Linked DNA regions of Homo sapiens: region 1 is linked to region 2. A link is a contact called in ENCODE Hi-C or POLR2A ChIA-PET data. All regions are on one chromosome and are shown on one strand. Each heading gives the region's core, a stretch centred on a gene start or an enhancer-like site at or near the end of the contact. The rest is flanking DNA. Distances are from core to core; before and after follow the strand shown. Region 1 holds the start of SMIM41 (small integral membrane protein 41). Region 2 overlaps SLC4A8 (solute carrier family 4 member 8).

Region 1 (3,565 bases), core at 248-2,747, 650 kb after region 2:
ATCCGGCATCTGGTGACACTTCTTCCAGCTTGGGCTGGCCCTTGCCATTGCCTCGGTAACTCACATTCATTTCTGTACCCCCATACTCAAGCCCCCATTGTGTGCTATGCTCTCATCAATACAGTCCATGTTTTACAATGCTTTTTGGCTGCTTCTGGGCCAGTTCTAACCAGACTAAATGAATTGTGTGTAGGGAGGGATGCTGAGGGAGAAATGGGGTGGGAGTGGGGGGTCTTGTCCATGGTCCTGGAGCAGGGTAGGTAGTCAGGATGACCAGGAAGTGTTTGCACTTGGAATGCGCTTTTCCCATTCCGAGTCACCCTTGGCCACGTGATGTTTCTACTCTTGATCTCTGGGGCATCAGAGAGTTGGAGGACTCAGGAGGGGGGTTTATAGTTGAAGAAGGCCAATTTCTAGCAAGTCCTTGATAGCATGTGACCCCCCACTTGGCCTGCTGCAGTCTGGGGACTCTTCCTGTTTTCCTACCAGACAGCCATCAGCTAATCTAATCCCTTCTGAGGGGACTGGTACAGGTGGTTGACTGGCAGTGACTTTATTTTTTAGAAGAGGACTCAAGGCTTGCTACAGAATTTTTTGGTAGACCTGGCAGGAGGGTCTTGCTTCTCTGTCCACTTTTCCAGTCTTTCTGCTTTTCTGCAGCTGGACTCTGCTCCACTCTCCCACCCTGGCTTGGCTGTGGGACACCTAGCTGGCAATGGGCTACCCTAGTAGATGGGACAGTAACATTCCCTTCCCTTATGGCATTGCGATTTTCTGAAGTGGGGGACTAATTTATCCAGGGTCAGGACTGCAGTCCTGGTGGATCAAATCTGTGCTCTCCCATTGGTCTGTAAATGTGACTCTCCTTGGCCTATGGGGCCTGAGAAAAGGAGTGGGGGTGGGCCTTAAATTCCCCATGCTCTGCTCTGCTCTGCTGTACCTGAATGTCTCCCTGCTGTGGAGTGTGGAGGAGGCATTGGCCTGCTTGTCCAGCCCTAGGAGGCTTCTGAAGGGGATGATGGACGAGGAAGGGTGGGACTCACTCACCCTTATGGCTGCCCGTGTGCCTCCTGGCTCAGCAGCCACCTGGGCCACCTAGCAGCATAGAACTTTGGTCTAGGGATAAAAAGCCCAAGAATGGGGACAATCACCTTTGTCTTGTGTCCTGCTCAGAGGGGCAGCACCCCAGCCTGCAGCTGGGATGGGGTCTGAGGATCTTCTCAGGGCTCTGCCCAGGTGTACCTCTTGGCCCACTTTGCGAAGGGGAGGGACTCTTGGGGACAGGGCTCCTGGTTTTGGCTGACTGGACTTGCATGGGGGTGCCTGTGGGCCTTGGGGATGAGAAGAAATACAGCAGGCCCGGAGTCCGGGCCTATGGAGAAAGGGCCGTAGCCACAACGGCTGGAGCTCTTTGTCTAGGAAGTGCCCGAGCGCTCTGCGCAAGGGGTAGGGGCGTAGGGCGCCTGGGGTCCGCCCCTTGGTTCCCTCCCCGACGCAGCCGCCGGCCCGCCCGCCAGTCTGGGCTCCTGCACATCTGGCGATCCCGCCACATCTGGGCAGCCGGCGCTGGAGCATGAACGGCTCTCAGGCGGGCGCCGCGGCTCAGGCCGCCTGGCTGAGCTCCTGCTGTAACCAGTCGGCGTCGCCGCCGGAGCCCCCCGAGGGGCCGCGCGCGGTGCAGGCGGTGGTGCTCGGCGTGCTGTCCCTGCTGGTGCTTTGCGGGGTCCTGTTCCTGGGCGGCGGCCTCCTCCTCCGCGCCCAGGGCCTGACAGCGCTGCTGACCCGCGAGCAGCGCGCGTCCCGCGAGCCCGAGCCGGGCAGTGCCAGCGGAGAGGACGGCGACGACGACTCCTAGGCGCCCGGCTGCGCTCGGTGGTCGCGGCCTCCAGGCAGCCCCTGACTCCGAGCGGTCCGGAGCATGCCCGACGGCTGCTGCGGTCCCGACCCCTTACCCGAAGCGGCGCGCCCCACACAGGTGAGAGGGAGGGTAGCAGGAGTGTGGGCGCGGGGGTTCGGGGGGCTACAGTAGCTTCCTTACTGAGGAGGCTTCTTGGGGCGCGGCAAGGCACCTGTCTTTGGAGAATGAGTCGCTCTTCAGCGACTCAGGTTCCCAGCTCTGTAAGTCCACGGCCGGTGGGGCTGCAGCCCACCCAGGTGTGCGGGATCAGGAGGAGGCCGCCCCGCCCCGGATTGTGTCTCCTGCAGCTCTGGCCCCCTCCTCCCATCTTAAGTGTTCCAGCCTTATGTTCTTTTTCTACGAACAGAGGCTGCTGTGTAACTGTGGGGTGGTTGTGGAGGCAGGAGGATGACAGAGGAGAGAGTCTGGAGGCCACAGTGTGCTTTGGGGGCTTCTTCCCTAGCCCCCACCCTCACCTCCATGGTCTGCATCTGCCCCAGCCCCTATAGGTCCTAGGCCCAACTCTGCGGGCCCCAGCACTGCCCACTCCACGGGGCTGAGGAGACAGGCAGGCGGCTCCAGCCTTTGGCCTCAGCTTCCTGAAGGCTTTTCCCTGGGAGGGTGCTTGAGGGAGATTCCTTGCCTGGCCTCCCTCTTGAGACAGGGAGGGGAGTGTGGTCATGTTTGAGGGCAGATCCAGGGGCCTGGGTGGCCCTGGGGAATGGGGAGGTGTGTGGAAGGCCCTTCCCTGGACCCTGCTCAGGTCGTGGGGAGGGGGTGGTGAAGGGTGGGGGAGTAGATGTAGCCCAGAGCAAGGAGCTTTGTGTGGTGTGTGTTGGGGGGTGTGGATGGCAGGGTTCCCCGCAGCTGGGGGGCCTCGGGAGCGCTGCTCCGGGAAGTGGGGCTGAGGATTTCCAGCTGTGGGGGCTCTGTCTGGGTGTCTCCCTCTGTCTCTCCAAGGACAGGAGCCATCTGGAGGGAAGGGCCTGGATGGCCTGAGGACAAGGTAACTACAGGCGAAAGCCACCTGGGACAGAGCCACAGGGGCTGGAGAGGCCTTCTCTGTTCCTTCCCTCTGTTCAGCTTTGTACCTAGGAGCCCTGGGGGTTTCTGTGGGTGGGAGTGTTTGTCAGGGGTGACTTTGGCCTCTCTTGCCCCCCCTCCCCCGATTCTGGAGCCCCTCCCCTGCTTATCTGGGGTAGGGCAGGGTCCCAGTTTCCATCCGAGAAAGGAGTCAGGCTGAGTGCCTGTGAGGGGCAGCGGGAGGGTGTGGGCAGGTGCAGCTAAGCAGCTGCGAAGCTAACGACAACGTGTGATCCCTGCCCAGCAGCCCAGGATTTGGCACTAATCCTGGGCAGCGGCACCACACTGGCCTTGCTGAGCCAGGGACTTCTCACCTCAGGGCCCCCTCAGCTCCCCCCACTCCACCCCCTAGGAGGGAGGGTTGTCCAGGGCCCTGAGGCGTGTGTGTAGTGTGTCTGTTACTGCACCTGGCACAGGCAGGGGGCTGGGCCCAGGGGACATTCCCCCCTCCCTTTGCTGGGGGAGAGGGTGGGAACTTCCTCTCTTGATTGTACCCGGTTTCACCCAGCTGCCTTGCCTGTCACCCTCTGGCCCCATACTCTCCTCTCCTTTCCCAGCTGGGAGAGAGGGTCTCCAGATCACTGG
Region 2 (3,574 bases), core at 85-2,584:
TCACTGCAACCTCCAACTCCCAGGTTCAAGTGATTCTCCTGCCTCAGCATCCCGAGTAGCTGGGATTACAGGCGCCTGCCACCACCCCTAGCTAATTTTTTTGTATTTTTAGTAGAGATGGGGTTTCACCATGTTGGCCAGGCTGGTCTCAAACTCCTGACTTCAGGTGATCCACCTGCCTCGGCCTCCCAAAGTGCTGGGATTACAGGCATGAGCTACTCTGCCAGGCATAGAGAGGTTAAGTAATTCTAAGTGCCAGGGTTGCTTGTGGCCCTGCCAGACCCAGGGCTGCATCTCTGCAAAGGATGTGCCCTTAATCACTGTGCATTACTGTGGCTGTGTCTTTGTTGCCTATAACAGTACCTGTCTCTGAATAAGCACTCACTAAGTGTTTGGGAAGGCAGGATGGGAAGAGACTGCAATGAGGGAGGCCAGCTAGGAGGCCATTGGTATAATTCAGGATGAGTTAATGAAGACCTACATTAGTCATCATTTTGATGAGATCTCTGAAGGTGTTTATGGAATTTTTATTTATTTTTGAGACAGGGTCTCACTCTGTTGCCCAGGCTGGAGTGCAGTGGTGTGATCTCAGCTCACTGCAGCGTCGACCTCCTGGGCTCAAGTGATCCTTCCACTTCAGCCTCCCTAGTAGCTGGAACTACAGACATGAACCACTATGTCCAGCTATTTTTTTTTATTTTAATTTTTATAGAGACAGAGTCTCACTATGTTGCCTGGGCTGGTCTTGAATCCCTGGTCTCAAGCGATCCTCACCCCTCGGCCTCCTGAAGTGCTGGGATTATAGGCATGACCACCACGCCCAGCCGGTTATTGAAATTTTAAGAGTCAATGAGCTTTTCATAGGGGGTAGTAATAGAGGAAGGAAGTCAGAAAGCTTTAAGGAAAGCCCCTACTTTGGATTGGAACTGGGGACACCTGGTATCTTCACAGTTCTCCTGATAAGCACTTTCAGAACAAGCAGAAGGAAGTGTTGAAAGAGAAAACTGGTGAGATTGGAACTCTCAGCATTTGAGCCAAGTGGTGCTGGGGACTGAAGGAAAGTTCAGGGAGGGTGAAAATGGTGGATGGGGAAGCAAGTGAATTTGGGCAATTACCAAGGCTTTTATGTGGATCAGGCCTGCTCAGAATGGAAAATTTTGCAGAAATCTTCACAATAATAAACCCTGGTAAGTGGGTGATAATTGAGAAACATGGCTGATAGGAGTAGAGTTACACCCCATGTCTTATGATGGACCTGAAAAAGCTCTAAGACAAGAGTTCTGAAGGAGACCTGGATTCTAGTGCCCAGTGACTGTGGCACATGTTGGAGCTCAGTAAATATTTGCTGAGCGAATGAATGAATGGCTCTACAGGGAGTGCGTCAACTTTTCTGAGGGTCATAGCCAGTTTATGGTAAGCAGTCAGTAAATATTTGCTCATATTATTTAACAAAAGTATCAACTGTAGATAGCAGTTTCTCCTCTCACTACATTGCACATACCCCTCCACCCTCTCCTCACACATACTAGGTATTCTTTCCATGTGAGAGAATTGGGGAACCTGTGGGCATTCTTTTTATCTGGTTTTCCCAGATCTGCTAGAGAGCTTCAGTAGGAGAGATGTGGGCAGACTTGTCAAGCAGAGACTTGAGCAGAGAACTGGGGACAATTCGGACTGCAAATTTACTTCCTTCAAAATCTGTAGATAATCGTCTTAGCTCATGGTTTGCCTTGGCAGGGTAGACAGGGTCATGGTAGTAATCAGGACACAGAAAAGCAATTGTGTCTATTCTAAATCTGCTGCCAGGTAACAGCAACAGATCTTAGATAATGGAGAGGTTGGTTGTTTCCCATAGGTAGTAACAAGTTTACTGGTCCTGGTCTTGGTAGTCAGGAAGTCATAATATATGTATTGGTTTTCAATTTCTGCCATAACAAAGTACCACATATTTGATGGCTTAAAAAACACAAATTTATCCTACAGTTCTATAGTTCAGAAATCTGATACAGGTCTCACTGGACTAAAATCAAAGTGTTGGCGGGACTGTTTCTTTCTGGAGGTTCTGGGAGAGGATCTGTTTCCTCGCCTTTTCCATCTTCTAGAGACTGCCTGCATTCCTTGGCTCATAGTTCCCTTCCTCCATCTCCAAAGCCAGAAACATAGCATCTCTCAGAACCTGCTTTTGTCATCACATTTTTCTCTGACTCTAGTCTTCTGTCTCTCTCTTTCACGTTAAGGATCCTTGTTATTACACTGAGATTACATAATGGTTTTCATAATTTAGGATGATCTCCTTATTGTAAGATCAGCTGATTAGCAACCTTACCTCCGTCTCCAACCTTAATTCCTCTTTGCCATTATAAGGGAACATATTCACAAACTCTAGGGATTAGGATGTGCATCTCTTTAGAGGACTATTAATCTATCACAGTGTAACCTATACTGAACAGGAGTGACTCCAAGTGGGGTTCAGCAAAAGAATCACTGAGAAGCCAGAGCCATTTTGGAATTTTAGGCCCCTAGCAGGCTGCTGAAGGGTTAGAATGGGAAGCTCATGGGTATTCAGGAGCTCATGGCCACTGAGAAGAGGAAGTCTGGAACAGCTGCATGAGTCCTTGTGGAATTTTTTTTTTGTGGCTATAGGGTGTTTTCATTCAGTAAGAAAGTATTTGAGGGCATTGGAGAGTTGGGGACCCGTGGGTCAGATTTGGTGATGGACTCCCCAAAGGGCCAGCATTCTGAGGCTCTGCTGGATGAAGAGGAAGATGGAAGTGAATAAGGAGATGAAGAACTATTGGAGGTCTGGTCAGTAAAGGGCAGTTTGGGGTGCAGGGTTCTGGAGCGCCAAGGATTTAAGAAGGTAATAATGTGGATCTTAAGCTATTCTTACTGTGGGCATTAATCCATGATTAGTCCATCTGACTAAATGGTGAGGTTCTTTGCTTTTGGCAATCTTAGCATACTGACTTACTAATGTTAGTAAGGAACACAGACTTGATTAGAGTTCTTATCTCACTTAGCTTTTGTGAGATCTTAGCCTCAATTTAGAACTGTTTTGAGGATTAAGTGAGGCAACATATGTAAAACACAATGTGAGGTATATAAGTGTATTACCTCGGTTTGCTGATTAGAAACCTTGGAAATGGGCCAGGCGCGGTGGCTCACGCCTGTAATCCCAGCACTTTGGGAGGCCGAGGTGGGAGGATCACAAGGTCAGGAGATCGAGACCATCCTGGCTAACAAGGTGAAACCCCATCTCTACTAAAAATACAAAAAAAAATTAGCCGGGTGTGGTGGCGGGCGCCTGTAGTCCCACCTACTCGGGAGGCTGAGGCAGGAGAATGGCATGAACCTGGGAGGCAGAGCTTGTAGTGAGCCAAGATGGCGCCACTGCACTCCAGCCTGGGCGACAGAGCGAGACTCCGCCTCAAAAAAAAAAAAAAAAAAGAAACCCTGGAAATGGCTGGGTGTGGTGGCTCACACCTGTAATCCCAGCACCTTGGGAGGCCGAGGTGGGTGGATCACGAGGTCAGGAGATAGAGACCATCCTAGCGAACATGGCGAAACCCAGTCT

What was found. Hi-C counts contacts between places; a loop is a spot of excess contacts on that map. ChIA-PET counts read pairs that join two places held with the same protein, here RNA polymerase II (POLR2A).
Region 1: a map of heart right ventricle shows a loop between it and region 2 (5-fold over the local background). The contact joins the promoter of SMIM41 here to the enhancer-like site in region 2. A Hi-C loop is called at or near these places in 2 of 168 maps with a recorded cell type or tissue (CD8-positive, alpha-beta T cell and heart right ventricle). POLR2A ChIA-PET finds 5 or more read pairs at or near these places in 2 of 52 experiments (H1 and OCI-LY7).

Annotation. Positions count from the first base shown.
Region 1 is chr12:52,078,207-52,081,771 of GRCh38, forward strand. SMIM41 (small integral membrane protein 41) reads left to right here and starts at 1,498. Exons shown (of 3, transcript NM_001369216.1): 1 at 1,498-1,975. The coding sequence starts at 1,574. The coding sequence ends at 1,855.
Region 2 is chr12:51,428,982-51,432,555 of GRCh38, forward strand. All of the region lies in intron 1 of SLC4A8 (solute carrier family 4 member 8), which reads left to right. Among named protein-coding and RNA genes, the nearest start is that of SLC4A8-AS1, 5.4 kb to the left of the region's middle. Within about 2 kb of position 1,335, at least 2 of the 41 ENCODE cell types and tissues checked have a DNase peak (open chromatin) inside an H3K27ac peak, as active enhancers do.